Linked DNA regions of Homo sapiens: region 1 is linked to region 2. Evidence: chromatin loops called from intact Hi-C (ENCODE). Cell type or tissue: pancreas. All regions are shown on one strand. Links, peaks and the distances in the headings refer to the core of each region. The heading gives the core; the rest is flanking DNA. Region 1 holds the start of LOC124901191 (U7 small nuclear RNA). Region 2 has its middle 36 kb from the start of VDAC1.

Region 1 (15,660 bases), core at 5,219-13,218, 540 kb after region 2:
TACTCCTACTGTTTCCCAAACAACCCCTCAGAACTGACCTCTCTGTTCTGTGCTGGTCAGCCCATGTGTCTGTCCCTGGCTGGGTTGTCCAGGGAGGTCAAGGGCTTGACTCACTTATGTAGTCATCATCCTGGAAAAAGAGACTTGAGGAAGATCCTCCCAGCCCTGCTGAGCAGATGAGGAAACTGGGGCTCGGAGAGACGAATAACAGGAAGTCTTAGAGGAACTCCATTCCAAGGGTTTTGAGCTTGAATTTGGACCTCAGTCGGGGGCAGAAAAGGAGTTGTTGGCTTATTCTCTATTCTGTAAATTTCCTGGGCAAAAGCATCCCTTTTTCAGTCCCCTAATCTTCCCACCCCAGTGTTGGCTGGTTCAGGTGGAGCCTGGGGCTGAGGTTGGCGGGCTCTGGGGTTCCGGGGAATGAGAGCTGCTGCAGAGACTCCTGCAGTGGGAGCCAGAACACTCCAGAGTCAGGTGTGAACCGTCCCACTCCTCCTCTGGGAAGAGGAAGCAGGGCCAATTTTGAAGTATGTGCAGCCTCTTACGGCTCAGGGGGCCCTGTCAAATGCTGCTTTCTGAGCAGCCACCAAGCTGGGCTGGCGGGCACCAGCTTCAATGAGGGCAGGGGCATGCACAGCCCTGGCAGGGCCGAGGAGGGACAACCATGAGCCAAGCTGACCCCCATCAGCGGCCCAGCCTCAAGGCCTTTCCAGGTCACACATTTGCAACTTGGGTGAATGAACAGCGACAAGAACCCTGCCACGGGGCAGGCTTTCTGCAAAGGCCCATGGTGGTTGGTGGCCTGGCCAGCGGGCCCAGTCTCGGACCGTGGCCCAGTGCCAGCAGCCGGGAGTATCCAGCCTGTAACTGGGCACTAAGCCAGCCTGGGCAGGAATCATCGGAAGATGGGGCAGGGCTTGAGGTCGAGGCCTTGGTAGCCTGACTTTGCATCCAGTTCCTGCACTCCCAGCTCTATACCTTCTTTGTTTCAGTTTCTACTTCTCTGAGTTTCAGTTTCTTTGTCTGTAAAATGGGAATAAGGATCAGACTGACCTTGGGGTCACAGTGCATGTGGGGGACAAAGCTTAGCACAGTGCCCTCCATTGTTGGCCGTGATTGTTGTTACTGTCCTGGCCCCTCAGCATTTGGCTCTTAGAAGAAGGGAGGCCAGCCCGTGCGCTCTGAGGGTGGGCTCCACAGAGGACCAAAAGGGCAGGCCCAGTGCTAGGGCCTGGGAACCCAGCATCCTCCCAGATTGATTCGTTCCTCCTCAGCCAGGCAGGGGTTTTGCTGAGAGAAACAGGAGCCGGGGCTGCTGCCGGCATGAAATCCCATTTTATGGTCAACCAGATGTGCTTTCCTAAAATTTCAGCCTTGGGCCTCGGCCCCAGCGGACGCTCGGAAGGCATGGCCACTGCAGCCTCCCAGAGTTATTTACGGCTGACAAAAATCGCAGCACTGTTGATCAGCCCGACAAGTGCCGGCTGGTGTCCCCTAGCAACCGTGCTGACAAGCAGGCTGTGCAGGGACTTGCTGCTTGTGGCTCTGGCTCTGGTCACCAGGAGTTTATTTGGGAGCCTGACCTGGCCTGAGGAGGAGGCCAAGAGGGTGGAGGCGGCTCTGAGACACACACCTGCCCAGAGGATGATATGGGACAACTTCCCAAGGAGGGAAAGGCTCAGAAGGAAGTGGGTCCTGGCCTCAGTGCCTGGATGGTGGTCCCTTTGGCCTCCCACCAAAGCCAACCTTGTCCTGGGCAGCTCCAGCCTGCAGACCTCTGGCTCTTCTGCCCCTGTGCCTTCCATCTCTAGGGCTCCCCCAACCCATTAGTGCCCTTGCCTCACCCAAGCCCAGTCACCACCTCCAGCTGCTCCCAGGTCAGTAGCCCAGAAATTGCCACATCCTGCTCCGTGCCTGCAGTCTACTGCTCTCCCTGCTCACTTGTCTCCCAGGCCCTCCACCCTTCTTTGTCCTGCTTTCTTCACTCACTCCCTGTATGGCACTGGCCTGCTATGCCCCAGCCCTTGTCCCTCACTGAGGCCAGAACCCTGGCAGAGCCTCACCCAGTAAGAGCCACTCCCTCCACCAGGAGAAATCCCATAGCGCTGAGCAGGGCAGTCCCTGCCGCACACCCCACCTCATACCTGCTGCCCACATGCTGAGCCCTGCCTCCCTCAGGACAGCGTCCCCTCTGTCCTCATACCAGGGCCTCTAACTTCTGCCAGCCGAGCCTCTCGGTCCATTCTCTTCCCTTCCCTCCTGTCTTCCTTCCCCCACAGGGGCTCTTTTCCAGCCCACACCTGCAGCTGACGAGTCTGTCTTTTCTTCATCCCCTCTGCGGGTCCTTTTCCACCAATATTTGAATCTGTTCAACCCTCTCTCATCTTCAAAAGCGAATCCTCCCTCCCTATTTCCCTCTAGTCGTGGGTTCCTCCGCTCCCACCCCCATCTCTCCTTTCCTGTCATCCCTCATGGTATTTGCATCCTTGCTGCCCACTCTGGCCGGGTTTCCGCCACATCCCAGAGCCTGCCACCTGGGCTGCCTGCAGCCTCCCTGCCCACCTCTCCATCCCCCGATCCTCTCAGCAGCGGCTGCCACAATCAGACCTGCCCTTAGTCTTGGAGTCCTTTTTCTGTGATGCTCTGACCAGGTCCCCCCTGAGGTCCTGGTTTACCCCCCTCCCTCTCTGGCTGCTCCTTGGCCTCAATGGTCATCCATTGCTCTCCCCTGACTGCTCACTCCCAGGGCTGGAGACCTCAGGCTCCACTGTCTTTCACGGCTGCCCACAGTTTTGCCCCACGTGGGGGTGCTGGCTGCCCCTCCCTTTTGAGCTCCACACCAAGTCCCTTTTAAAGGCCACCGGCATCTCATGCCCAGCATCCCTGTTAGTTTCCTAGGCCTGCCCGTGTGCCACCAGCTGGATGGTGAGATTTATCCTCATGGTTTTGGAGGCTGGAAGCCCAAGGTTGAGGTGTCAGCAGGATTAGTTCCTGCCGGAGGCTCTGCGGGGGAGTCTCTCCGTGCCTCCCAGCTTCTGGTGGTTGCCAGGAATCTTTGCTGTTCCTTGGCCTGCGGACATCTGTCTGGCCTCTGCCTCTGCCAGGTCACATGGCCTTCTCCCTGTAGGCACCTGTGTCAGGACTCCACTCATAGTAGATCAAGGGCCCACCCTAATGTAGTATGACCTCATCTTAACTATTTATATCTACAGAGACTCTATTTCCAAATAAGGTCACATTGCAAGGGTCCCAGTAAAAATGAATTTGGGGGAACACTATTCAATCCCGTACAGAAGCCACTGGAGGTTTTAAGGGGAGAAGGGAAGTGTCTCACTACTCTGTGAAAATCCAGCCCTGGGCCGGGCGCGGTGGCTCACGCCTGTAATCCCAGAACTTTGGGAGGCCAAGGTGGGCGGATCAGGAGGTCAGGAGTTCAAGACTAGCCTGGCCAACATGGTGAAACCCCATCTCTACTAAAAATACAAAAATTAGCCAGGTGTGGTGGCAGGCACCTGTAATCCCAGCTACGTGGGAGGCTGAGGCAGGAGAATGGCTTCAACCCGGGAGGCCGAGGTTGCAGTGAGCCAAGACTGTGCCACTGCGCTCCAGCCTAGGCGACAGACCGAGACCCCGTCTCGAAAGAAAAAAAAGAAAATCCAATCCTGGCTTCCCTTGGCCTGGCTCAGTCAAGCTTCAGCACCTGGCCTCCTCCCTTGCCAGCCCCGACACTCCTCACTGCTCCCTTCAGATTCCTGCCACGAGGCTCTGCTCTGCCTCCCCCAGCCTGGCCTGGCTTGGATTCCTCGTTCCCAGGCTCTGCCCTGCCGTGTGATCAACTCCCACTCCCACTGGCTGCTTGTGTGTCCAAGACGCCTTGCTCAGCACCCCCAAGTGTGGGTCGGAGCCACCTGGTCCTGTCAGTAGTTGGTCAGCACCTACCTCCCCTGAGAAGAAAGGGGCCCCAGCGGCGTTGCTCACTTGAGTCCAGGGCCCCACACAGTGCAAGTCCACAGAGCTGTAGCCAGTGCTTAAGGGTGTGGGGGAAGGAGGCTGGTTGGAAGGTGGTTTTCAGGAGGTCCAAGTTTTGACAGGAAGGTGGTTCATCCCAGTAGGGTGGGACCGGTGGTTGCAGCCCAGGGTGGCCCCCCGGAGTGGTACTGGCCATAGGGATAGGCGGAGCTGAGGCTCAGAGGTGGGTGGCCTGGTGCTCACGGTCTTCGAGCTGAGGGCGCACACACCAGCGTGGAAGGCCACGGAGAGTCCATGCAGAGCACATCGTGTGGAGGCCTGAGGCTGGAGCCACCTTTGTGGTACATCCTTCACGGCTGGGCTCAGGAAAGAACGGAGGATACCCGTACGCAGAAGAGAGGTCTGATCTTGGCTGCCCTCGGACTGGGAGAAATGGTTATGCCAACAGGCAGGGGGTCTGGAACCAGAGGTCACCCCAGCTTAAGGACATGAAGGCTGAACTCAGCCTTGAAGATGGAACCCAACGGGAAACAGCCTGGTCCCAGCTGGAAAGACCCTGGTGGGACCCAGGATTCAAGCTGAGCAGCTTTGGCCAACTGTCCCTGATAATGGAGTCTCCATCCTGTGCTGAAGACCAAGGAAGTGTCTCAAGGGAGGGGGCTTGGTCTTGGCTTCAGAAGTGTGGCCTGCCCTGAGAGCAGCCAGGGAGGGATGGCCCACTGGGGTAAGGTGCCAGGTGGGCAGGCAGTAGCATGGTCCATCCTGCAGGTGCTTCCTGTGGGACCACCTATAAGAAGGGTCCATGTCCCATGAGCTTAGCAAGCTGGTGTCTAAGGCCCCAAGGGGCTCTTCCCAGCTGGCCTTGAGGCAGTCAGAGAGGCCTCTACCCTCTCTGCTGAGGAGTTCTGTCACTGTGGCAGAGTGAAGGTGGCTGTGTAGATGTGGAAGCCTTGGCCAGCATGGCGTGAGCCTGGCTCAGGTCCCAGTGCAGCGGATAGACATGGGTTGGCTGCAGGCTGGGCACAGGTGGGTTAGGACTTTCTGCTCAAAGCTCTTCCAATGGCGTTCTCTCTGGCTGCAAGTACCGGGGCCATTTGTGGCTCAGGACAAGTGTTAGTTTTTGCCATGCCATTTATGTCTGAAGAATTTCTTTGCTGGGAAAGAAAGGCCTTGGACAGGAGGCAGAGGGATGAGGTTGGTGACCTGGTGAGACCCTGATGAGTCTGCGGGCACTGTGGTTATAAAGGACAGCAACCATGTTGGCAGGGCCTTGGGAGGCAGCCTGGCTGACCTTACCAGGAAGGTAAGACTCAGAGGAGGAAGGTGGGCATGCCGGGTTGACCTAACCAGATGCTTTTCCCTGGCTGCTCTGGCTCAGCCGGGGACCACAGGGCTGAGGCTGTGTTTGGCCTTAGGTTTTGGATCCGAGACATGCAGCACAGGGCTGAGGATGCGCTCAGGGTCTGGGAATTGTTTTGCAGATGTTCTGGGCAGGATAGGCTGTGGCGGTAGCCTGTGCCCCTGGCACTGCCTCCACCCATAGCAAGGTCCCCAGAGCTGGGAGGTCTGGGGTGGTTGCCTGTGAGTAAGGTGGAAAATCTCTCTTGTTTTCTCAGGTTAGAAATCTGTGCTACATGGTGACAAGGCGCGAGAGAACGAAACACGCCATCTGCAAACTCCAGGAGCAGATATTCCACCTGCAGATGAAACTTATTGAACAGGATCTGTGTCGAGGTAGGCGCCTTCCCCACCTGCCGCCGCCACCTCCCTGTGCCCTCTCTTGCGGGGCTGGGTCCCAAGGAGGGTGTGTCTTTGGATCCTGGTGGGGGTATGTGCGTGGAGCCAAGGGCCACTGGCCCCCACTCCTACCCTTCACCATCCAATTAGTAGGCCCAGACGGGGGCCTGCAAGGGTCCTGAGTTGTGCGTCACTAGGCAGAGAGCCAGAGGTTGGAATGTGGGCATCAGGCCTGCCCTCAGGGAGCTTTCTGGTTGACTAGGCCACAGCAGTTCAGGAGCTGATTGCATGTGAACAGGTACAGAGAAGAAGTCCTAGTGGCTCTCTGCTGGTGCTGAGGCAGGAAGGGCCAGAAGCTGGTGAGCTTCCCTGAACCCTGGTGTGCCTGGGAGTCAGTTCCGAAGAAGGCAGCTGTCCCAGAGATGTGACAGGACCTGGCTGTTGTTTCTCTCTGACCCTAACAGGATTTATGCCCTGCATCCGCGGTGTTTTTCACTGTTTCATTCTTATTATTCTTATTCTCTTGGCGTCACATGCGTTTAGTGGATCTGGAAATCAAAGGCTGAAGGAAGCGCTGACATTGATCGTATCTGTTAATTGTGGATATTGCCAGACACAGGGCCCTTCTTGGAGCGTATACATGTTAAGAAGGGCAACACTTAGCCCCCAAAACAGTACCCCAGTGTTGCGTTTACATGCAGCAGAAATAGCTGGATGGAGAGAGATTTTGAGCCAGGGTCTGCCAATGCCACTTCAGCCTCAGGGCTGAGCTGGGCCTGGAGAGGAAAGCTGCTGAGCCACCGTTGGAGCAAATGACTGAGGACCTCTGCTGCCCCTACTTCTGCCCCAGAGCTGAGCTGACCTGATTGTGCTTTGGCATCACCACCCACTCTGGCCCCAACATCTAGCCTTGCCAAGTTCAGGTGCTAGTCATGACCATGTAGAGCTCACCGTGTACCCAAAGACTGTGGCAGCTTCCTGGCTGCTGGAGCTTTCCAGGCCCCCTATCTTCTGTTTATTCACTCAGCCAGCATTAACTGAGCATGGACTGGATAGGGTTGCTGCCCTTGTGGAATGCACCATCTGGAGAGAGAGAGGAATGTGGTATCGCAGACGCTACAGTTGCTGCCAGTTTAGGGATAGAAGTATCAGGGATGTCTTCCCAGAAGCAGTGATGCTCCAACAACATCTCAGGCACTTGGCTGTGGCCACATATCGGCTGCAGAAGGAGAAGCCCATGCAAGGCACCCACAGTTGAGGAAGCAGAGGGTGGCAAGCCACGAGCAGTGCCCTCAGGCACAGGATTCCAGAAGCATGGGCAAGAGCCTGGAGGGTCCACATCCCCACATTGGTTCTGGGGACATTTGCAACTCCTTGTCTTGAGTGTCAACAACAGGCAGCTCTTTGTTCAGGGCAGGGCAGGGTATTTGGAGATGACTGGTTTGCCCTGTCCAAAGCTGCTGCTCACACTGTTGAGAGGCTTGACGCCTGGGGTGGGACATGGGCTGTGTGCATATCGGCGAGGCTGTCTGGCCTGGCGGCTGGACAAAGCCTCCTAGTGGAGATGATATTTGGCCTGTGAACTGAATCAGGTGAAGGATAGGAGAAGAAAACAGCATATTTGGAGACTTAGTGGCCAGAGCATGTCTTGGCAGAGAAACTGGAAGGAGGCTGGAATGGCTGCACCAGGCAGAAGGAAGACTCCTAAAGTGGGGATGACGGGTAACCTGGGTCACATGTGCGAGATCTTCTTGTAGCCTGGGGGAGGAGCTTACACTGTCCTGAGAGCAGTGGGGAGCCTCAGGAGCCTGCCTCCAGAGTATCTAGGCATTAGTTACATGCCATGTTACAGATGAGATTGCCCAGGCACAGTGGCTCATGCCTAAAATCCCAGCACTTTGGGAGACCACAGTGGGAAGATCACTTGAAGCCAGGAGTTCCAGACCAGCCTGTCTCTACAAAAAAAAAAAAATACAAAAATTAGCTGAGCATGGTGACACATGCCTGTATTCCTAGCTGCTTGGGGAGCAGAAGTAGGATTGCTTGAGCCCAGTAGTTTGAGGCTGCAAGCGAGCTATGATTACACCACTGTACTCCAGCCTGGGTAACAGAGCCAGGCTCTGTCTCTAAAAAATAAATAAATAAACAGATGTGGCCAGGCACAGTGGCTCGCACCTGTAATCCCAGCACTTTGGGAGGCCAAGGTGGAAGGATTACTGGAGCCCAAGAGTTCAAGACCAGTCTGGGCAAAATAGCAAGACCCTGTCTCTACAAAATTTGAAAATTAGCCGGGTGTGGTGGCATGCACCTGTGGTCCCAGCTACTCAGGAGGCTGAGGCTGGAGGATCGCTTGAGCCTGGGAGGTCAAGGCTGCAGTAAACTATGATTGTACTACTGCGCTCCATCATGGGCAACAGAGCAAGACTCTCTCTCAAAACAAACCAAAACAGATGAGACTGAGGCCTGGCCTGAACTGAAAGGATACAAGGGCCAGGGGTGCACCCTGAATCTCCCATCTAGTTTGCTGCCTGACTTTGAAAGCCAACCAAGAGACCATGGCAGGAGACTGGTTCAGGGTTGCTGACCCTGGGGTTAGGAATGGAACCCAAGCCTCTTGACCCCTCAGGTAGTGTTCCTTCCACCTACATGTCTAGCTCCTCAGCCTGGCATTCAAGGCCCTGCCCTGTCCAGACTCCCTTCCAGCCATTCTTCCCACCACCCACACTCTCTCCCAAGACTACAGGTTGTGCAGGTCAGACTGGAGTCCAGGTCCTGCGAGGGCCTCTCCTCGTGGCCCTGTGGCCACCCCAAGTCCCCCACAGGCCACAGTGGACAGTTGGTCCACCCCACCATGCCAGCCATCCCCTAACTCCAACCTTTTTGCTGTGGAGGGTGAGCACTGGCTGATGGAGGACTCCTGGGCTGCCACGCAGGGATCTTGGTGCTGACCGAGGCCACTCAGGGTAACCATCTCCCTCCTCCTCTCACTTTCCCTGACACAGAGCGGTCTGGGAGGAGAGCAAAGGGCAAGAAGAGTGACTCGAAGAGGAAGGGCTGCGAGGGCTCCAAGGGCAGCACTGAGAAGAAAGAGAAAGTGAAGGCGGGGCCTGACTCAGTCCTGGGGCAGCTGGGTGAGTGAGGGCCATGCTGGCCTGCAGACACGGCAGGCTTGACCATCACCACGCTTGCAGCTCTGTCTGCCCTGCGGAAGGCCAGCTGCACAGAGTAGGAGACTGAGGCTCAAGAGCGGTAACCAGGCCCTTGCTTGCCCAGGTGCACACACCTTCCACCCACAAAGGAGACAGATCTCAGAGCCCCGTGTGACATCCTGGGAAATGCCCCGTCTGTAGACCTGGATGGAGGCTGGGCCACGCCCACTCAGGAACTGTCCAGTCATTCCCCTGGCTGGGGGGTCCTGGGTGCTGGATTTTCCCAGAGGCCCCTGGGACAGCCCCATGCTGGGAGGGGAGGATCTGCCAGAAAGCCCCATCCTTGTCCTACTCTCCCAGAATCCTCTAAGTGGGCCCTTCCTGCAACAGCAGCAGACTCTCCTGGAGCTGCCCAGAGGAGTGGCTGCAGGCTCTGGCCCTGCCCACCACCTCCACTGTCCCAGGCCTCCTGTTAGGCAGAGCAGCCTAATGGGAGCAGTGTGACTCATGGACCTCACGTGCTTCCTCCAGAGATCTCAGGGAGCATCATGGAGTCCCCTTCCAGACCTTGCCTCTGGGATGGAAGCCCCAGGTCATCCTTTCTGTCCCTCTGTCTCAAGAAGGGGACAACCCAGGCGTGGTGGTGCATGCCTGTATTCCTAGCTGCTCAGGAGGCTGAGTTGGGAGGATCGCTTGAGCCCAGGAGGTTGAGGCTGCAGTGCACCATGATCATGCCACTGCACTCCAGCCTGGGTGACAGAGCAAGACCCTGTTCCTTCATTTCACACCCCTCCCGCAAAAAGAAGGGGATAACTTGGGTGTCTAACAGGAAACCCAGTCTCCCGTCTCGCCAGCTGCCCCCTCCCAAGACCTCGGTAAGGAAGGAAGGCTCTGCCGCCCTCACATCTGCTGGCGTCTCACTTGCCTCCCCTCTCCCTGACATCCAGGAGGGACTGGATACTGCTTGCTACCCCTATTCGTACCTGATCCCTTTATCCATGCTCTTTGCTGCAAGCGCTGGGAGGCAACGCTTATAAAGACTGAGCGCCCTCTGGCGGCCTGAGGGCATTTTCCTCCAGATTCCTCCTTCCCCAACCCCACCAGAATGGGGGTAGTGGGCAGGTCCAACTTCGTGGGTAGCAACCTGTGCAGTGCCACGGGGTCCTTGTTCTTGGTTAATGCTCTGCTGCTGCCACCTTGAATTTTCTTTCCCATGGCAGGCTTTCTGGTAAAATCCAAAAAACCTGCTAGACAAACTAAAAGAGCTATAACACTCCACCTTGAAATTCTTAATAATATTTGAACAAGGAGCCTATATTTTCATTTTACACTCTAGCCCACAAATTATGAAGCCCATCTTGAGGGCAGCACGTCCTTCTGGAGAGAAGCGTATAAGTAGTCCCTACTCTTTGGTGGTGTTGGCAGGAGGGATGGACAAAACAAGATAGCTCACCTGGGTCTGGCACAGGGGGACAGAGAGAAGACGATGCCTGGTGGTGTGCTGGGAGCGTCAGTGGGCTTCCTGAAAGGGTGGGACACACGTCTGCTGGCGTCTCACTTGCCTCCTCTCTCCCCTCAGCAGGCCTGTCCACCTCATTCCCCATCGATGGCACCTTCTTCAACAGCTGGCTGGCACAGTCGGTGCAGATCACAGCAGAGAACATGGCCATGAGCGAGTGGCCACTGAACAATGGGCACCGCGAGGACCCTGCTCCAGGGCTGCTGTCAGAGGAACTGCTGCAGGACGAGGAGACACTGCTCAGCTTCATGCGGGACCCCTCGCTGCGACCTGGTGACCCTGCTAGGAAGGCCCGAGGCCGCACCCGCCTGCCTGCCAAGAAGAAACCACCACCACCACCACCGCAGGACGGGCCTGGTTCACGGACGACTCCAGACAAAGCCCCCAAGAAGACCTGGGGCCAGGATGCAGGCAGTGGCAAGGGGGGTCAAGGGCCACCTACCAGGAAGCCACCACGTCGGACATCTTCTCACTTGCCGTCCAGCCCTGCAGCCGGGGACTGTCCCATCCTAGCCACCCCTGAAAGCCCCCCGCCACTGGCCCCTGAGACCCCGGACGAGGCAGCCTCAGTAGCTGCTGACTCAGATGTCCAAGTGCCTGGCCCTGCAGCAAGCCCTAAGCCTTTGGGCCGGCTCCGGCCACCCCGCGAGAGCAAGGTAACCCGGAGATTGCCGGGTGCCAGGCCTGATGCTGGGATGGGACCACCTTCAGCTGTGGCTGAGAGGCCCAAGGTCAGCCTGCATTTTGACACTGAGACTGATGGCTACTTCTCTGATGGGGAGATGAGCGACTCAGATGTAGAGGCCGAGGACGGTGGGGTGCAGCGGGGTCCCCGGGAGGCAGGGGCAGAGGAGGTGGTCCGCATGGGCGTACTGGCCTCCTAACTCACCCCCTTCCCTGTCCCAGGCCCTGCCCTGGTCCCCCCACAAGGCCTCAGCCCAGTCACAACTGCCATTTCCAGTCTCTGCTGAGTGTCCCAGACCCTCGAGGCTGCCACTCCGTCGTGGTTTTATTTTTAATATAGAGAGAGTTTTGAATTCTACACTGTTGTCTTTCCTCTGTGCTGGCCTAGGACATTAGGATTCCTTCCACGGCTCCGGCCGCTAGGACCCTGCCAGGTCCCGCGCACCATCCCTGCCCTGCCCACGTGGTATTGCTGGGCTCCTGGCTAGATGCAAGCAAGGTGGACAAGAGCTCAGGACTCCAGCCCACTGCCACTGGGTGACACAGACTGTCGTTTGGGCATTATTTCATGGCAGATGGGCCAGTCCAGGGCCTACCCCGCCTTGCCCCCAGATCCCACTGGGGTCCATTTGGGGGGTCCTGCTACACTCCACCGATCCCCAAGGAAGTATAATAAACGATACCCAGCCAGAGTCTACTCACTGTCACAAGCACAACGAGTTTATATGAGAAAGCACTGAGGGGGTGCAGAGGGCCCGCTAGTTCCAGGGGAACTGAAAGCTGTTCCTGATCAGCCCGTATCATCTGAGGCCTGCCTGCCCACCCTGCCACCCTCCCCTCCCTTGCTGCTCTGCCCCTGCCAGTGCCCAGCCCAGCGGCTCTGGGAAGGGGTTCCCAGAATCCCTCCTGAGCTGTGCCATTTACTCAGGGGACTCCCAAACAGCCAGCTGCCAGTGCAGGTGGAGGGCTGTAGGGGAGGGCCAGTGCCCAGACAGGGTCATGGGGCTCAGACCAGCCCACTGTAGAGAATCACTCTGAGGCTCCAACTTCCTTCCTTCCTTCGGGGCCAGTCTCGGCCGAAGTCTGGTCACGCTCAGACAGAGCTGACCAGACCAGACCGTTTGCCTTTTCAAGTTTCCTAGTCCTGCTACAAGATGAGCTTCTTCCGTGGTTTCCTTTTGGAAACTCCTCCTTCCAACAAGCAGTGGGATCCCGGGGCCCAGGGCGGGCCGGTGTTGGCCGCTGGGGCTGTTGTAAGTCTTGCTGGATGTTCCCCTGTTCCTGAGCCTTAACCCCTCGCACAGCCATCCCCCCCCCCGTCCTGCCATCCCCCCCCGCCGTCCTGCCTTCCCCACCCCACCCTTAGGTCCCAGGTAGTTGCTCTGAAGAGTTTCAGTAGAGTGGCCCCAGGGTGATAGCTCAGGGAACAACAAAAAAGGAATTCCGTGAAAACATTTTTTTTTCTTTGATGAATTACTCCTGGGTCACTTCCACCACTGGTAAAGCCAGAACTTCTCCAAAAAGAACCTTGCAAAAAGTCCAGTGAATCAGTCGAATCATTCTGTGGATGCCAAAGAATATTTTGACCATAATACAGCACAGCCTGGACCTGACAACTTGTCATTTGGACTTTTTTTTAAATGGAGTTCTTTAGCAACAAAGTATAGAAACATGTTCATTGCACACACCCAAGGAGAAGAGCTCAAGCGCTTGGAAGAGGATGCTTTGCTGCTGCTGAAGTGTACCTGGGTGTTAGATTTCAGATCCTGGGCTGAGCCCACTGTGAGCTTTCCTAAACTGTGAGACTCACAGAGGGGAAAGATACTGACGGTGAAACCAGCATGGAAAACGTCTTTACCATGTGGTTCCCTCCTCCCCAAATACATAAAGCAAATAAGCAGGATGGGGAACAGCTTGACCTTCATCCACCCCTAACTCCAAAACTATCAAGGTACGACAGTGGCATTGTCATCGACACTCAATTTCATGTGAATTTTAGCAAAACAGGAAACAAAGATAATGACTCAGTTCAGAGGATCGGACAAATGTGTCTAGTCCGGGTGGACTCGGAGGGAGTGGGGTGGGCTTCAAGGATTCTGGGCGTTGGGATGGCATGAGCTACCCTGTAGAGTTTAGTCTGCCTGCCCGCCTTGGTAGTAGTGACCAGTCAGTGTCAGCATCAGTGTCCCAACCCCAGTCTCTGTTTACTGCCTTTGAACAGAACTTCTTCCTTCCCCATGCTTTGGGTCACCTCGGGCTGCAACCCTGTCTGTGCCAGATTGCCCGGTCTGACCCTGCAGGAAGCAAAGAGGTGAGCTTAAAGAACAACCAAACTCTGCCAGGGGTCCCAGAAAGCCCAGGGTCCAGCAGTCTCAGCACTTGGCCCCTTGCCCCTTCACACCATCCTGGGGCAGGGGCTGGGCCTCCCTGGTGGCAGGGGTGGGTGGAGAATTAGGGAGAGGGTGCAACGAGTCTGGCCCCTTGCCTCGGGCTGGCTGGTGTTCTTCCAAGAGCCTCTGCTCACATTGTTGGCCTCTGGATTCTGGCCCTTCTTCATTGGCTGTTGCTTTGGACTGGACTGTTGCTGAGCCTGTGTCCTGCAGAACCCAGATGTCTGTTAGGCTGGCTGGCTGCTGCGAGGGGAGGGGGGTGGCCTTTCATTTGGGGTGCCCTTTCACTCCCAGGCCAAGCCCTGGAGCAATCTTCTTCAGGCAGCTGTCTCCACCTCCAGGATGTCCAGCAGGCTGCAAGGAGAAGGATGCCAGCCACCCATCCTCCCCCAGTTCCCAGCCTTTCCCCTGTTGGTCACAGCCGCTTCTGTCTTTTTCCGGTCTACTGTCCCCAGTGTAGAGGGCTTTGCTGTCCCTGAGACTGAGGCAGGTTCCTTTTCCAGGTCAGAGGTGGAGGTAGATCTTTCTCTCAACCACATCTGCCTCCACACACAGCTCCTCCGCAGGGAAGGAGAAGCTGCTCTGTAACTCATTCTGGCTATCGTCCCCCTTCTCACTGACCTGACCGCCCACCACCTCCTTCCCCCTCATCACATGACAAAGGATAATGTGCAAGAAAAGTATTTTTATGTATCATAAATGTATTTTGAAACAAATGAGAAGAAGAAAGGTAGAAGGGTTTATTTTATTAAATGAGCCTGACTTAGTGACAGTGTGTGAGCATTTGCAATGTAAGGGCCTCAGCTTCCTTGGAGAAGCCACCCCAGGTTTCCAGACATAGATGTTGAATTGTTTGTGGGGGGTGTGCCAGGCCACGTCTCGTGTGTCCGTATGCAGGCATGCCTGTGTATACTGTGTATGGGCACACTGGGACTAGCTGGGACAATTCCTAGAGATTCAACTGCCCAATTCTAACCAACATTGGCAGCGGCTGAACTTGGCATTTCCTTGCTAACTGCCAGATGTGGCCAACCTTTGTCCATATGCAAACCACTGAAAAATGATCTGGATTTCTATAGCAAGGCCCTTGGGGAGGGCACTCTCCCATGCCCTTGGCCTCGCTGGCCACATTGGCCAATGAGCCAGGGCTGGAGTCTGAGACCTTTGGTTGTTCTTTAAGGCACCTCCTGCCACTTTCTCCCTCAGAGGCACAAACACTTTGTGTTCCACGTCAGTTTGAGGGGACGGTGGGGGGATGATATGAATGTCACAGGAGGAGACACCTTCTGTCTTTGTTTCAAAGAAAGTGATGTGCCATTTGTTAATATACAAGAGAAATATTGAAAATATATTGAAAAGAGCAATTTTAAATTATTTTTGGCTTATGTTGCAATATTTATTTTCTTGTATTAGAAAAGATTCCTTTGTAGAGAAAAAATGTATTTTTCATTAACGCAAAGACCTATTTCTCCTTTTTGTACATTGTCCATGTGCGCAACCCTTAACGAGCAATAGAATGTATGGTCACCTGGGTGTGGCCAGTGCCCGCTGTGCCCTGCATGATTCTGTGTTGCCGCTGCTGCATAGTTCCCAGCCCCATCCTGTCCTGCTCACTCATGGGGGCTTCCAGACCCCGGCCCCACCAGGGCTTGTGTCATAGGGAGCCCTTTGCACTCCTCGTGTGTTGGCAAACGCAGTTAATAAAGCAGTGTTTTCTGTGCTGGCTGGTGTGAGGCTCCATTGCATTGGATGGGGTAGGGAACCCTGGGAGTCCCACACACACACCCGACAATGGGCTCAGCAAAACCACGGGGTCCCTGAGTTTTCCAAGGGATCAGCTGCCACCTCCTAAGGAATCATAATAAAGATGTTCAGTGCACACCAAGGGCTATAATTTCAGAGCAGTATTTATATTTTTCATTATTATTATTATTATTATTATTTGAGACAGGATTTCACTCTGTCACCCAGGCTGCAATCTTGATTCACTGCAGCCTTGACATCCCGCGCTCAAGCTGTCTTCCCACCTCAGCCTTCCGTGTAGCTGTGACTACAGGTGCATGCCACCATGCCTGGCTGATTTTGGTAATTTTTGTAGAGACAGGGTTTTCCCATGTTGCCCAGGCTGGTCTCAAACTCCTGGGCCCAAGTGATCCGTCTTCCTCGGCCTCCTGAAGTCCTGGGACTACAGGCGTAAGCCGCCCCTAGCCTC
Region 2 (15,660 bases), core at 2,992-10,991:
GAAATGTGAATGGATAGAAGTCATGCTGGGGGAGCTCCACTTTTGTATTTCCGGGTCTTAAAACTATGGCAGTATTTCACGTACCAATAATACTAATTAATTAATTAATTAAAATCAATCAGGAAGTGGGTGAGCCCAAAATGGAAAAAAAAAAAAAAGTAAAAAAAGAGTCGAAATATAGGCCGGGTGCGATGGCTCACGCCTGTAATCCCACCACTTTGGGAGGCCAAGGCGGGCGGATCACGAGGTCAGCAGATCGAGACCATCCTGGCTAACACGGTGAAACCCCGTCTCTACTAAAAATACAAAAAATTAGCCGGGAGTGGTGGCAGGCGCCTGTAGTCCCAGCTACTTGGGAGGCTGAGGCAGGAGAACGGCATGAACCCGGGAGGCGGAGCTTGCAGTGAGCCGAGATCGCACCACCGCACTCCAGCCTGGGCAACAGAGCGAGACTCCGTCTCAAAAAAAAAAGAAAAGAACCGAAATATATTAGAAATAAATAATAGAACCAGCCACGTGAAAAAGGTGGGGAAGAAAAAAGCTAATCTATGTAACTTTGGGAAGCATTATTTGATTATGCATTGGTAAGACTAAAGACAAAAAGATCAAGGCACATGTTCTCAGGATCTCCTGAGGGCTGTGTCACGCGCAAAAAAAAAAAATAAAAAGAACTCTACACATATATGTTAGTATATTTGTTTTTCAGAAGAATATCGGCTAGCAATTTGAAGCTACTTTCTGTGTGGAGCAGATTGTGTCCCCCAAAAGACAAGCCTAAGTCCTCACCCCTAGAGCCTGTGAATGTGACCTTCTTTGGAGACAGGATTTTCACAGATACTATCATTAAGTAAAGGATCTTGAAACGAGGGTGGGCCCCTAGCTCCAGTGACCAGTGTTCTCTGGAGAGAAAGGAGATGCGTGACACAGGCCCTGCCAAGGTGGAGGCAGAGATCCAAGCGACGCGTCCACTAGCCCGGGAAGCCCAGAATGCCACGCGCCGGACGCTAGGAAGAGGCCGGGATAGGGTTTTCTCCCAGAGCCCGCAGCAGGAAACAAACACGCCTTTTCGGGCACTTTGATTTTGTACTGCTAGTCTCGAGGGTTGTGAGAAAATAAAATTTTGTGTTTGACGCCACCCAGCTTGTGGTAACTTGTGCGGCCCTGGGACACTAATGCAAGGTGCATGCTGGGACCGAGCTGGTGAATAAACATGGCGGACAGTGAGAGCCAGGTTTCCACTATGGAGGAAAGGAGCTGCGAGTAAGGAAAGGAGCTGCGAGTAAGGAAAGGAGCAAGGTTAAAATGAACCCTGTGGTGTTGAATTGGAATCTCAGGTATCGGTATACATTCATGATGTTTTCCTCTGACAACTGATCGTAGGGAGAAAAATTCATGGTTTTTATGGTAGATGGAGAGAGGGGGGACATGTAGAAATGGATATAGATGTGCATGTATATGTCTGTCTGAACATACACTTCCTAGCTCTGTCCACCGAGAGGGCCTAGGAGCAACGACACTCCCAACAATGAGGACATCTAATGCCCAGATCTCGGTTTCCAAGCACTGTGCTGCAATAGCAAGGACCAGGCTCTTGGAGAAATGGCTGGTCGCTGGGCTGAGGCAGGAGAAGTACAAGATGAACCTGGCACATCTTGCGGTCCTGGGAATTAAGGATGTGCTAAACAAAGTAATAAGCCAAATCTGGGACAATTTTTGTTGTGTTTTGTTTTTGAGACAAGTTCTCTCTGTTACCCAGGCTGGAGTGCAGTGGTGCCATCATCTCTTACTGCAGCCTCAACCTCACCAGCTCAAGTGATCCTCCCACTTCAGCCTCGCAAGTAGCTGGGACTACACGTGTGCACAACAAAACCCTGCTAATTTTTTAAAATATACGTTTTGTAGAAAAGAGGTCTCATCATTTTGCCCAGACTGGTCTTGAACTCCTGAGCTCAAGCAATCTGCCCACCTTGGTCTCCCAAAGTGCTGCGATTACAGGCTTAAGCCAACACACCAGCGAACATTTGAGCAACAAAATAAATAATAAAGGATGATAACCCACTGAATAAATGTCCATAAGTCCATACTGATGGAAATAAAAATCAATTAGATAAATGGAGAAGGGACAGCTCTTCCTTTCAAATTCCAACTAATAAATGCAGAAGGAATAATGCAAATAGAAAATCATCATTTGCCAGGCCCGGCCTTGTGGCTCACGCCTGTAATCCCAGCACTTTGGGAGGCTGAAGCAGGTGGGTCATGAGGTCAGGAGTTCAAGACCAGCCTGGCCAAGATGGTGAAACCCCGTCTCTACTAAAAACTACAAAAATTAGCCGGGCGCAGTGGCAGGTGCCTGAAATCCGAGCTACTAGGGAGGCTGAGGCAGGAGAATCGCTTGGACCCTGGCGGCAGAGGTTGCAATGAGCCGAGATCGCACCACTGCACTCCAACCCGGACAACAGAGTGAGACTCCATCTCAAAAAAAAAAAAAAAAAAAAATTCCCATTTGCCAAACAGTACAGGAATTGTTGCAGGCAGGAATCATCAATGGATGCTGAAATTAGTAAGCCAAAATATGACAAGAAATATAATATTTGGATCATCTCCATCTATTTCCTCACAAGATATTTAATTGATTACAAACAGAAAAAATAGTAGCTTCACAGTGGAGAGACCAGGCAGGTACCACCTTAACCAAGTGATCAAAGTTAATAACACCTGAAAGGAGGCACATAAACATCATGTGCTTCCTGATACCGTCCTCTGAGAATAGCACGTCACTGCTGTGGTATTTCTGCTAAAATGCATAACTTCAGTCTAATCCTGAAAAAAATCAAACACAAATTGAGGGACATTCAAAATATAACTGGCCAACACTCTTCATAAGTGTCAAGGTCATGAAAGACTGGGGAACTGTCCCAGATTGGAAGACACTAAAGAGACATGACAACTAAACATAATGTCGGATCCTTGGACTAAAACACCAACCAGAAAAAAGGACATTAGTAGGTCAAGTGCACTTCTAGTAAGATCTGTAGGGATCCCTTGAGCCCAGGAGTATAAGGTTGCAGTGAGCTATAATCACACCACTGCACTCCAGCCTGGGTGACAGAGCAAGACACTGTCTTTTTTAAAAAAAAAAAAGGCCGGGTGTGGTGGCTCACGCCTGTAGTCCCAGCACTTTGGGAGGCTGAGGCAGGCGGATCACGAGGTCAGGAGATCGAGACCATCCTGGCTAACACAGTGAAACCTCATCTCTACTAAAAATACAAAGAATTAGCCAGGCATGATGGCGAGCACCTGTAGTCCCAGCTACTTGGGAGGCTGAGGCAGGAGAATGGTGTGAACCCAGGAGGTGGAGCTTGTAATGAGCCTAGATCACGCCACTGCACTCTAGCCTGGGCAACAGAGTGAGACTCCGTCTCAAAAAAAAAAACAAAAAAACAACAAACAAACAAAAAAACTGAAGCAAATGCACAAACAGTTAATATGACATTATTAGCAGTTCCTCAGGCTGATGAGGATGCAGAAGGTGCCCTTTAACGAGTAACCAAGTGCAGGAGAACAGAGGAACAACCACAGCACAAACAGGCAACCATCCAGAGACCAGGGTGGACACTGCAGGACAAGAAGTGAAAGTCAGATGGAAGAAACGAGGCCCAATAAAGCAACAATCCTAATAGATTTGTTTTTCAGAAACCTGGATGCCCACCAGATGGAAAATGCCCATTGCTGTCATGTGGACCTCAGATAAGAGGGAACTGAGGACTGAACTCTGATCACTGCCCTGTGTTCTAAATTTCTTCCCGAGGTGCTTGGAGAAAGTGACACCTGCAGGCCATCAATTTGCTAAACTGGTCACTCTGACCTAGTGCATTAGGGCTTGCTCTGGTGACCTGACTGGCATAGCACCCCTGATGATTAATGGGTTTCCTGATCTTAACTAGCCTATATTAAGGCCAAATCTTAACATTCTTTTCTGCTGACCCCAAGTTTTTTAGACAAAGTCTTCCTTCCTCAACCAACTGCAAATCAAAGAATCTCTGAATCTACCTATGACCTGTAAGCCCCTGCTTCAAGATATCCCACCTTTTTGGGCTAAACCAATGTATAGCTTCCATATGTTTGTTTACACATTGGCCTGTGACTTCTCCTTTCCTGAAATGTACCCCTGCCTTTAAAAACCCTTGCTTGTAAGCCATCAGGGAGGTTGGGTCTTAAGCGTGAGCTCCCCATCCTCCTTGCCTGATGATGTCCTGCAATAAATGCCTCTTTCTCTCACTGCAAAAAAAGCCCCCAAAAACAACAAAAAACCTGTAGATTAGTGAATCGTATTGTATCAATGTTAACTCCTTTTATAGATCATTGTACTACAGTTATATATGATATTGACATTAAGGCAATCAGAGTGAAAATATACCATAACTCTGTAATATCATTGCAACTAAAATTATTCCAAAATACAAGAATTTGTAAAAGAATGCTTATTAAATAATGTCAATGTGCCAAAGACTGGGGAAATTATGGTAAATGCTAGATATGGCCTCTACCCTCAAGGAGTTACAACACATGTGGGTTCCCAAGCAATAAACAAGGAAACAAGCACATAAACAATACAATTCAAGCAGTGAAAAGTACAATGGAGAATACAAAATGGGGAGAAGAATTAGGCAGGGGTCCTAATTTAATGAGGGTGATTAGGAAAGGCCTCTGACATTACAGCTAAGGCCTGAAAGAACTCAGAAAGCAAACCACATAAATATCTGGGGAAAGAGTGCCCCAGGCAAAGCAAACAGCAGGTTCAGAGGCCCCTGGGATGAGAACAAGGTGGCATGTTTGAGAGGCAGCAAAAAGCCCAGTGTGGCTGGAGGGAAGCCAGTAAGCATGGAGGGTAAGAGCGGGGATTGAAAGGAAGGCAGAGGCAGAGCATACAGGGTTTTGCCGGCTCTGGCCAGGAGTTGGGACTTTATTTCCTATCCACGACCCCCTCCCTCAATCCCACCCCCCACAAATATCATTCAGTGTAATATGTATGGGACAGCATGGGGCAGGTACTTGTGAGTTCAAAACAGCTACAGCATTGTTTTGTGAACATGAAAATATTTTGAAAAGATAACTCAATTCTGCCAAGTCTTTTGTCTTTGCCTGGCTCAAATACATTCCTCACCAAGTGAATCCTTTTACCCTTTGCTAATTACCCCGTGACAATTAAAGTAGTTCTGCTTTGCAGCAATAGGATAGTAAATTCCAAAGTTATTTTGGACACCAAAACCAGGAGAGAAAGTCAGTTAACAGCCTTCCAGGTAAGCCAAGGTGTGTTTATATGTTGACTTTTAAATGTTATCATTGAGATAGACACAAAATGAACCCATTTTGTGTCTATCATTGAGATAGACACAAAATGGGCCCATAGAGGGCCCATGGAAATGCCCACAGATGCTAATGTAAAGGCCCAGTAATAGACACTTTATTTGCAATAGGCGCCTTATTTACAACATTCTGTATTGTGGCATTCATTACTCGCTGACCTCCATGCTTTCCAGAGCACCAAGTAGGTCCATGCAAGCAAAGTGAAACCAATTCTCCAGAAAGCCCTTGTAATTTCTCCTCCCCACCTCAATCGTCCTCCCTTGCCTGTGGGCCAAGACCAAGGAACCAACCTATTGCTGTTACAGTGATTCGCAACCCTGGCTTCACATTGATGTCATCTGGAGAGCCCTAATAAATACTGATGCTAGGCCCCAACGAAACAGATGATTGTTTCACTGGTCTGGAATGGCCCCCGACATGCGTGGTTTTTTATTTTTTTTATTTTTTTTGAGACGGAGTCTCCCTCTGTCGCCCAGGCTGGAGTGCAGTGGCGCAATCTCGGCTCACTGTAAGCTCTGCCTCCTGGGTTCTGGCCATTCTCCCGCCTCAGCCTTCTGAGTAGCTGGGACTACAGGCTCCTGCCACCACGCCCGGCTAATTTTTTGTATTTTTAGTAGAGACGGGGGTTTCACCGTGTTAGCCAGGATGGTCTCGATCTGCTGACCTCGTGATCCGCCCGCCTTGGCCTCCCAAAGTGCTGGGATTACAGGCGTGAGCCACCGCGCCCGGCAGACGTGCGTAATTTTAAAGCTCCCTCTGGTGGTTCTACTGAGAACCCTCTGTGCCAGAATGAGACCTGGCTGCTATTAGAGAATTAGCCACGAGGTGGCGCCAGAAGCTGACCAAAGAAGCGAGATGGGCCATCTCCCGGCTCCCAAACCCTGCAGTCTCCAGGAGGAGGCACAGTTCCCTGTTCTCAAATTAGGGGAGCAAACACTAGGCTCTGGCCACTCAGGTTTCTTTCACCTTAGGAGGGTGGCATGTCTGCCCACAGCCAAGTTTCCAGACTGCTCCTGCAGTCTGGAACGCAGACACAGCACATTCCCAAGCACCTATGAGCTGTCAACTAAGAAAAACCACAGGGTGACAGCACCCCCTTAGGCGCAGGAGCTCCTGGAACCCCAAAATTGGGCCCTTCCAGGGACAAGGACGGAGGCTTCAGTTCCATGGGTCCACACAAAAGGCATCTCCTCTTTTGGCACCCGAGAGAGAGACCCCTGAGGTTAGCACTCCCATTCTAAAAGGAGCAATTGGCTGGCACGGTGGCTCACACCTCTAACCCCAACACTTTGGGAGGCCAAGACGGGTGGATCACTTGAGGTCGAGAGCTGGAGACCAGCCTGGCCAACATGGCGAAACCCGGTCTCCACTAAAAATATAAAAATTAGCTGGGCATAGGCCAGGAGCAGTGGCTCATGCCTGTAATCCCAGCACTTTGGGAAGCCGAGGTGGGCGGATCACGAGGTCAGGAGTTCGAAACCAGCCTGGCCAACATAGTGAAATCCCATCTCTACTAAAAATACAAAAATTAACTGGGTGTGGTGGCACGTGCCTGTAGTCCCAGCTACTCGGGAGGCTGAGGTGGGAGAATCGCTTGAACCCGGGAGGCAGAGGTTGCAGTGAGCCGAGACCACGCCATTGCACTCCAGCCTGGGTGACAGAGTGAGACTCCGTCTCAAAAAAAAAAAAAATTAGCTGGGCATGGTGCCACGTGCCTGTGGAGGCAGGCTGAGGCAGGAGAATCGCTTGAATCAAGGAGGTGGAGGTTGCGGTGAGCCAATATCGTACTGCTGCACTCCAGCCTGGGCGACAGAGCGAGATTCTGTCTCAAATATAAAATTAAAAAATAAAAAGAGCAGTTGATTCTGTGTCTCTCCAAAACATCCTTTGAAGAACAACCCAGGCTATCCAATAGTGTCTCCTCCCCAGTTGGGAAAGGGGTCACTCTAGGAAGTCAGTTCTCCCTGAATTACTTTAACTTCCCAGGAATTACACATGGAGGGCTGCAAACCTTTTTAAATGTGGTTCAAAATTTTGTGTGTGTGTTTTTCCCCCAAGAAGAGAATCTGTAGCTTTCACTAAAAGGATTAATAATGCAAAAGATGAAGAACTGTCGGAACAGATGGACTTTAATGAAGAAATTTAAAATATTGTCCTTGGGATCCAGTTCAGTTGTTCTGGAATAAATGCACTCACTTTGCTCAAACCCCTGCTACTGATCCTACTCAAGGGAAAACATTACCAGCTCCTTCTCTTGATGCTTCAAAGACTTGGCTGACCCGCAGGCTCCTTCCGAACATCTTTGGTCACCTGCAGGCTCTGGGAATGACAGAGCTCACCTTGCTCAGGGGACTTCTTTCTTTGGGGGATGTCAGAAAAGAGGTTGCTGCTGAAAATTCCTTGACCTAATCTTTACTGCTTCAGGTACCTACACCCACTCTGGGAGGGGCCACAGGCCCAGGAGGGGCACATCCATGGATCATGTAAACCAAGCAGTGTAGGGGCCTCTGCTGACCAGTGGGAAGGCGAAGGAATGGGTCTGGGGCTAGAGAAGGCCAGCCCTGATGGCCAACGTCCTAGCAGAATATAAGGTGCTTATCCAATGGTCCCAGGACCAGCTGCTCAGGGAGCCCTGGACATCAGCGCTGTGAGTGGCATGGGACTCTGTAATGCCCCCTCCCCACTCCAGTGGGGATGGGAAAGATGGTGGGACCGAGCTGGTGGGCCTCATTTCACCAGACTCAAACTCAGAGAAACGCAGGCCTTGCCTAACATCACACAGCAAGGGGCCTTGGAGCCATGCCTGGGACTTGGGCCTCCTGCCTTCCACACAGGGCGCTTTGCATGGCCCCATGAGGAGCCCCCAGCTCCAGGCATCCCTGTTGGTGAGTGGCTCCCTGGGAGCAGGGCCCACCCAGGGTGGGCTGGCCAGTCAGTCCTCCAGAGTAAGGCGCCATCCTGGCCACCACCCCACACTCCCTGGCTGGCCTGGCCACCCTCGAAGCTCCTGAGGTGACCCATTTCCCTCACTCTCCTCTGCAGCTTCAAAACAAATCAAAATGCAGACCAACATCCTTTGTTTGTTTTGGGGGATCAGAGAAAGGGGAAAGCAGCTCTGTGGGTTTGCACTTGAAAACAAAACTGCTCTGAGCTGCCCGAGCAGAAACCAAACCAAAGGTGAACTTGGAGGCCAGAACCCCTTGTGGCAATGCTCTCAGAATGAGTCAAGGGGCAGCGTGGGAAGGTCGGAAGCAGGGCTGTCTACTGACCAGGCACTGATGGCCTGGGGTCAACAGCTGCCATGGTGGGCTCAGGGTCATGGCCACGCTCACTCATCCTGGGCACTGTGGGCTTGGGGGGGACCAGGCCCTGATAGCGACAAGCTTTCCAGTCACTGGTCTGGACCTCCTTCCTCACCATGGAGGAGTGTGGGGACACCCTGGACCTCACGGCCCCCACCCATCCTGTCTTGCCATCCCTTGCCCACAGGCCCATGCTGGGTGCCCAGGCTAGGTGACCTGCCCCGTGGTAACTTCTAGCCAGTAGGTGAGACCACAAAGGCCCATTCAGTACTGGGCATTTTTTGGTTTTGTTTTTCTTTTTTTTTTCTTAGACAGAGTCTTGCTCTGTCTCTTAGCCTCTCCAGAGTGCAGTGGTGCAATCTCAGCTCACTGCAACCTCCGCCTCCCAGGTTCAAGCGATTCTCCTGCCTCGGCCTCCAGAGTAGCTGGAACTACAGGCATGCACTACTGTGCCTGGCTACTTTTTCTATTTTCGTAGAGATGGGGTTTCACCATTTTGGCCAACTTGAACTCCTGGCCTCAAGTGACCCGCCTGCTTCAGCCTCCCAAAGTGCTGGGGATTACAGGCGTGAGCCACCATGCCTGGCTTTGGGTCTTTTAATGGGAGTTCGGCCAGGCACCATCTTACCTGCCTGTTGAACTTCTGCTTCTTAATGAAACTGGGCTCCCCCAGGTCCCCCACCTCCAGAGGAAAGCACATAGTGGGACAGAAACCAGAGTGCTCTAGACTTCTGGGGTTCCCCATTGGCACTGAGTATGTGGGTCGTGGGAGACAGGCTGGTGGAAACCCTGCCTGGGCCTTTCTTTTCCTGAGCTTGGATGAAAGAATGGGAGCAGCAGGGGCAGATCCAGGGAGGTCCAACTGATGTCACTGGATCCTGCCAAGAGCCTCAGTGAACACTATGATCCTGGGGCAGGGGTGGCAGGAGAAGAGTGATCAAGGCTTCAGGGTGAATGGTGGGCCTGTCGGCCTGGCAAAGTGATATAATCAATTTTGACTGTCCAAGGGTGACCAGAGATGCTCTCCTCTGAGTGAGGATTTCTCACCTCTCCGAATAGTTTCAAATGCCCAGTCTCATGTGAGCTTCACAACTATCCAGGATATATAGAAAAGGAGCTGCTGAGGTTCAGAGAAGCAAAGCAACGTACTCCAGGTCACACAGAGGCAGGGCTAGGACAAGGGCAGCGCTGGGCCACACCCCTCCCAGGAATTAGCCCAACCAGAGCGAAATTCTAGACTGCGGGACTACCTAAGAGGTGGCTGGAAAGGACTCTCACCTCCTCCTCTCTGGTTATTCTGCCCTAGGATGGGCTGGGTAGACTTTTCTTTTTTCTTTTTTCTTTTTTTTTCCCAGACAAGGTTCACTCTGTTGCCCAGGCTGGAGTGTAGTGGTGCAATCACGGCTCACTGCAGCCTCAACCTCCAGGCTCAAGTTATCCTCCCACCTCAGCCTCCTGAGTAGCTGGTACTTACAGTTGTGCACCACCATGGCCAGCTAATTTTTGTATGTTTTGTAGAGATGGGGTCTCATTATGTTGCCCAAGCTCATCTTGAACTCCTGGGCTCAAGCGATCCACCCATCTTGGCCTCTCAAAGTGCTGGGACTACAGGTGTGAGCCACCGCGCCCAGCCTAGGTAGACTTTTATCCAGTGCCTGCATTTTTCTTAAGCTCCCATTTTTTTAGTTCTTTGGTGATAAATGGAGCACTTGACTTCCATTCTCTCACCTAATCCTCACTCCAGCCCTGACAGGTAGGTGCCCTCAGTCGCCCATTTCAGAGATGCTGAAGCTGACGCAAAGAGACGTTGATCAACCAGCCCAAGGTAACCCAGCTGATGAGCACAGACTGCGACTCAAACCAAGCCTTTCCAACTCCAGAGCAGGCGATGTTTTTGCTCAGTACCCTGCCTCCCATCCCCATCCCTTCACCAATGGAATGTTGAGTTTACACCCCCTCATTTCCGTATAGCTGTCCAAAAGCTGGGCCTCCTCCAAGATCCAAGGTAGGTTATGATTGGCAGCCTGAACTTCAGAGGCCCATCTTCCCTTGCTGGGGGCCAACTCAGACATCTGTGCTCCCAGCTCTTTCCGCCCTAGCTCCAGCTCCCATCATATGCAGGTGTCTGCACAACGGCCCCTCCAACAGCAGCCAACACCTGGGTCCCCTCCCCATCAATGGGAGATCCGCCCCATCCTTCCTGTCGGGGAACCTCCTCAGCTGCTGGGAGGCTCCCCAGACAGCTAAGGGATTTTTATGGATTAATAAAAACTTCCAAGGCCCTGCTAAGCTAGCTGGCATTTCAGTTCCCTCAGTGGACAGAAGTGTCCTCTCTTCCTTCAGAATAGGGCTCCATGGCACATTTGCATATCTGTATGTGTCTGTGTGCACATACCCATTGGTGCACGTGTGTGTGCACATAACTGTGTGTGTGTGTGCATATTGCTATCTGTGTGTGTGTGTGCGCGCGCGCACAGGTATGTAAGTGCTTATCTGGGTATGCATCTAGGTATAGAAAAGACCGTGTGATGTCCCAAGCTGTGTGTTGTCTGTGTATGTGTGCTACTGAATTATTTATTCATTCAGCAAATATTTCTTGAGCTCCTACCCCATGTGAGGTACTGCGCCAGAGCTAGGGGCACAGAAGAGACTGGCTGCCTAGAGCTCAGAGTCTTCAAGGAGCTCATCACCATGTGAAACCCCCTCAACTCTGGCCATCCTGGGGAAGGGAGGCCTAGGCAGGGGCTGTAATTAGGCCCGGGAGCCAGAGGGCAGTTTTGGCCTTTTGGGTAGCTGGTTCCAAGACAATGCCCAGAGCAGGGGCCCAGAAACTCCCAACAAGGTCGGCCCTGTGAAGTTCCATTCCTTGTGCTTCCCAATCACATCACGGGTCAAAACCCTCCAAAGCCACAGTGGACAAAGCTCCTTCCATGGGGGAGGAAGAACAGCCAGAGAACTAGATTCCCAAAGAAAGTCCACAAAATCAGAAAAATTTTAGGCCCTGCTGGCCTGGACTCATCAGCTTCAGTCAAGAAAGCATAGTGTGTGTGGCCCATCTGGCCAGCCACGCCAGTTATCTACAGAGAGGACAGCTGAAGTCCAGTGTATCAGCTTCCTACTGCTGCTGGAAAAAGTGCCACAAACTTAGTGGCTTAAAACAGCAAAATGTCTTCTATTACAGTTCAGGAGGTCAGAAGTCCTAAAACCAAGGTGCCTGCAGAGCTGCCTTCATTCTGGAGGCTTTAGGGAAGAATCATTTCCTTGCCTTTTCTAGCTTCCAGGAGCTACCTACGTTCCTTGGCTTAGGACATCATCCTCATCTTCAAAGCCAGCAGCATCTCCAAATCTGTCTCTGGCCTCTGTTTCCATTGTCTCATCTCTTCTAATATGGACTCTTCTGCCTCCCTCTTTGAAGGGCCCTTGGGGTGACATTGGGTCTGCCTGAATAATCCAGGATGGTATCCCCATCCCAAGATTTTTCTTTTTTTTTTTTGAGATGGGGTTTCACTCTTGTTGCCCAGGCTGAAGTGCAATGGTGCGATCCTGGCTCACTGCAACCTCTGCCTCCTCTGCTTCCCAGGTTCAAGTGATTCTCCTGCCTCAGCCTCCCGAGTAGCTGGGATTACAGAGGCACACCACCACGCCTGGCTAATTTTCATATTTTTAGTAGAGGCAGGGTTTCTCCGTGTTGGTCAGGCTGGTCTCGAACTCCCGACCTCAGGTGATCTGCCCACCTCAGCCTCCCAAAGTGCTGGGATTACAGGCATGAGCCACTGACCCCGGCAATTCTTCTTTTTTTTTTTTTCCATTTTTATTTATTCTATTTATTTATTTATTTATTTTTGAGATGGAGTCTCACTCTGTCACCCAAGCTGGAGTGCAGTGGCGCAATCTCGGCTCACTGCAAGCTCCGCCTCCCGGGTTCACGCCATTCTCCTGCCTCAGTCTCCCAAGCAGCTGGGACTACAGGCACCTGCCACCACGCCCAGCTCATTTTTTTTCTATTTTTTAGTAGAGACGGGGTTTCATCGTGTTAGCCAGGATTGTCTCGCTCTCCTGACCTCGTGATCCACCCACCTTGGCCTCCCATAGTGCTGGGATTACAAACATGAGCCACCATGCCCAGCCTTTTCATTTTAATTTTTTAAAAAAATAGAGACGGGGTCTCCTTATGTTGCCCAGGCTGGTCTTGAACTCCTGGGCTCGAGTGATCTGCCTGCCTCAGCCTCCCAAAGTGCTGGGTTTACAGGCATGAGCCACCATGCCTGGCCCTAAGATTCTTAATGTATTCACATCTGCAAACATCTGCAAAGTCCGTTTTGCCATATAAGGTAACAACATATTCACAGGTCTAGGCATTAGGATGTGGACATCTTGGGGCAGGTGGACAGTGTTCTGCCTACCACACCAGAAATGGAGGAAAATGCCCAAGGTTTAATGGGCTTGACCAAGGGCCAGAACTCAGGCGGTGGGTCCCCCAGTTCTGGGTTGTTTTGGGCAGCACCTCAGGGGAAAGGAAAAGGACTACCCCACAACACACATTTAAGCTTGTCTCCTAAAAAATGTTGTACACAGAGTGGTCAATAGCACCTGGTTTGAGCTTCATCTCCACTCTACACCTACCAGTGGGGTGACCTTGGCCATGTGGCTTAGTGCCTCCAGGCCTCGATCTTCTCATCTGTAAAGTGGAGACAATGATAAGGAGCCATTATGTGGCCTGTTTTGAGGATACAAGGAGCCTGTTTTGTGGCTGCACTGTTAGAGCTTTGGCAATGTTTTTGCCACCCTGCCCAGAGACACACCCTAATTCAGGTAGAAGTGGGAGAAGTGAGGGCAGGGAGAGGGAAGGAACTATACTCGGACTATCAGGGCTGGTAACTGAGATAATGCCCTTGACCTTTCTCCTGCCCCTCCCAAAGCAGTAGACCAGAGCCAGGGGGGTCACTTTCCTGGAAACTCCCCAGTGAATGAAGCCTTTGATACCTAAGTGGGTCATAGAAAGGGAACAAAGGGATGCTTTTTGCATGAAAAGCCGCCTGCTGGGGGAGGGCAGGAACCCTGGTTAATAAAAGGTTGGGTGTCAAGTGATTGCAGAGACTCAGGTAGGTGGTACATTGAGGGAAGGGGCACCCACAGAGAGGCCACAGAGAGGGGGCCACTTCAGAGGTGCTGCCCAGGCATCTCCACACAGGAGGTGGGGATGGTTCCCGAAGGACTGGAAAGGCTTCCAGAGCCCAAGCCGTGAGTGGGGCCTCAGAAAAGGACCATTCCTATGGGAGAGAGGACAAATGCTCTTGTGTCCAACTCCAGACCCCAGGGACTCCATTCATCCCGCACAGAAGGAAACTGGCAGCAGAGGCTGCAGGGCCTCCTGGGCCCCTCTTGGTGCTGCCTCCCCACTGCCATATGCTAAGCAGTATTTTATCAGCTCACAATGCTGCAGGCACCATCCATAAGCTGCAACCCATTGGGGTGTTTCTTGTTCTGTTTTTTCTGTTTTCCTTTTTGATTCAGTGTACCTGTTTGTGCAATGTAGAGATGGGCAAAACAAATCTGCACATGGCCCAGTGCTGTCACCACAGGGCAAGTGAGGCTGGCACAGTGAAGGGGATGTCGCGGGGCAGGTCCCAGAGGCACAGTTCACCACAGTGCCCTGCTTTTCACGACATCCACATGAACATGACGGCATGACATTGCATCATAAGAGGCTAGTCAACAAGCGCCATCATTTTTCTCTTTTTTTTTTTTTTGACAAGCTCCGCCTCCCGGGTTCTGCACCACTACACTCCAGCCTGGGCAACAGAGTGAACCTTGTCTGGGAAAAAAAAAGAAAAAAGCTAGTTCTGCAAGCTCCGCCTCCCGGGTTCACACCATTCTCCTGCCTCAGCCTCCCAAGTAGCTGGGACTACAGGTGCCCACCACCATGCCCTGCTAACTTTTTCTATTTTTTAGTAGAGACGGGGTTTCACCCTGTTAGCCAGGATGGTCTTGATCTCCTGACCTCGTGATCTGCCTGCCTCGGCCTCCCAAAGTGCTGGGATTACAGGCATGAGCCACCGCACCAGGCCTTTTTTTTTTCTCTCTTTTGAGACAGTCTCGCTCTGTCGCCCAGGCTGGAGGGCAGTGGTGCAATCTTGGCTCACTGCAGCCTCTGCCTCCCAGTTTCAAGTGATTCTCCTGCCTCAGCCTCCCGAGTACCTGGGACTACAGGTGTGCATTAGCACGCCTGGCTAACTTTTGTATTTTTAGTAGAGATAGGGTTTCGCCATGTTGCCCAGGCTGGTCTCGAACTCCTACTCCTGGGCTCAAGTAATCCACCCGCCTCAGCCTCCCAAAGTGCTGGGATTACAAGCATGAGCCACCGTGCTTGGCCTGACTTTTTAAATGTATAGAAACTTCATTACTACTCATAAGAGAAATACTTATTAAAGAAAACTGGGCCATAATGAAACACCACCCAATGCCCTCATTATTCAAAGACAATCCAGATCATATAGTATCTTGATCTATGTCCTCCTAGCTCTTATCCCCCGCTGGACATCTTTCCTCTAGTCCTTATCCCCCGCCGGGCATTTTTTTTTTAAACATATCTGTGCTCACACTGCATGCATACCTTCTGTGTTTTCATTTGGCATTAATTTATTTACTACTGCAGCTCCAGTATGTAGAGCAGTACTTGGCACAAATGGTACCTCAGTAAATATTTGCTGAGTGAATGAATGAATGAACCAACATGGATAATGTTTCTATGTTACACAAAAGTAATAATAATCATGATATGTGACAGGGCTTACTCTGTGCTAAGTAGTTTATATGCATTATCTCACATGATGCAGTAATCCTATGAGGTAGCCACTACTGTTATCCTCATTTTACAGATGTGTAAACTTAGGCTTAGAGAGAGATTAAGTCCCAAAGCACATGGGTAGCACTGGGTTTCTAACCCAGGTCTAGCTGATGTCAAGACTGTTTTCCTAATAGTATGTATCAC

What was found. Hi-C counts contacts between places; a loop is a spot of excess contacts. Peaks named below come from ENCODE experiments on the same cell type or tissue, not always from the same donor. Only the 100,000 strongest peaks of a DNase experiment are listed, where the experiment ranks them.
Region 1: it touches region 2 in a loop (3-fold over the local background); 2 of 110 quality-filtered maps call a loop at or near these places.

What each region holds. Positions count from the first base shown.
Region 1 is chr5:134,568,060-134,583,719 of GRCh38, forward strand. JADE2 (jade family PHD finger 2) reads left to right here. Exons shown (of 12, transcript NM_001388185.1): 10 at 5,586-5,703; 11 at 8,709-8,837; 12 at 10,435-15,168. The coding sequence ends at 11,258. LOC124901191 (U7 small nuclear RNA) reads right to left here and starts at 10,131; the gene lies at 10,072-10,131. RefSeq lists enhancers at 13,016-13,548, 13,549-14,080. In pancreas, for the core only: a CTCF peak has its summit at 9,920 (motif pointing left); DNase peaks (open chromatin) are centred at 9,124, 9,902, 10,687, 10,832 and 1 weaker place.
Region 2 is chr5:134,033,531-134,049,190 of GRCh38, forward strand. It overlaps a transcript of VDAC1 not described here. Among named protein-coding and RNA genes, the nearest start is that of VDAC1, 36 kb to the left of the region's middle. RefSeq lists enhancers at 8,701-8,820, 8,841-8,970, 13,297-13,937, 13,938-14,577. In pancreas, for the core only: a CTCF peak has its summit at 6,145 (motif pointing right); a DNase peak (open chromatin) is centred at 6,191.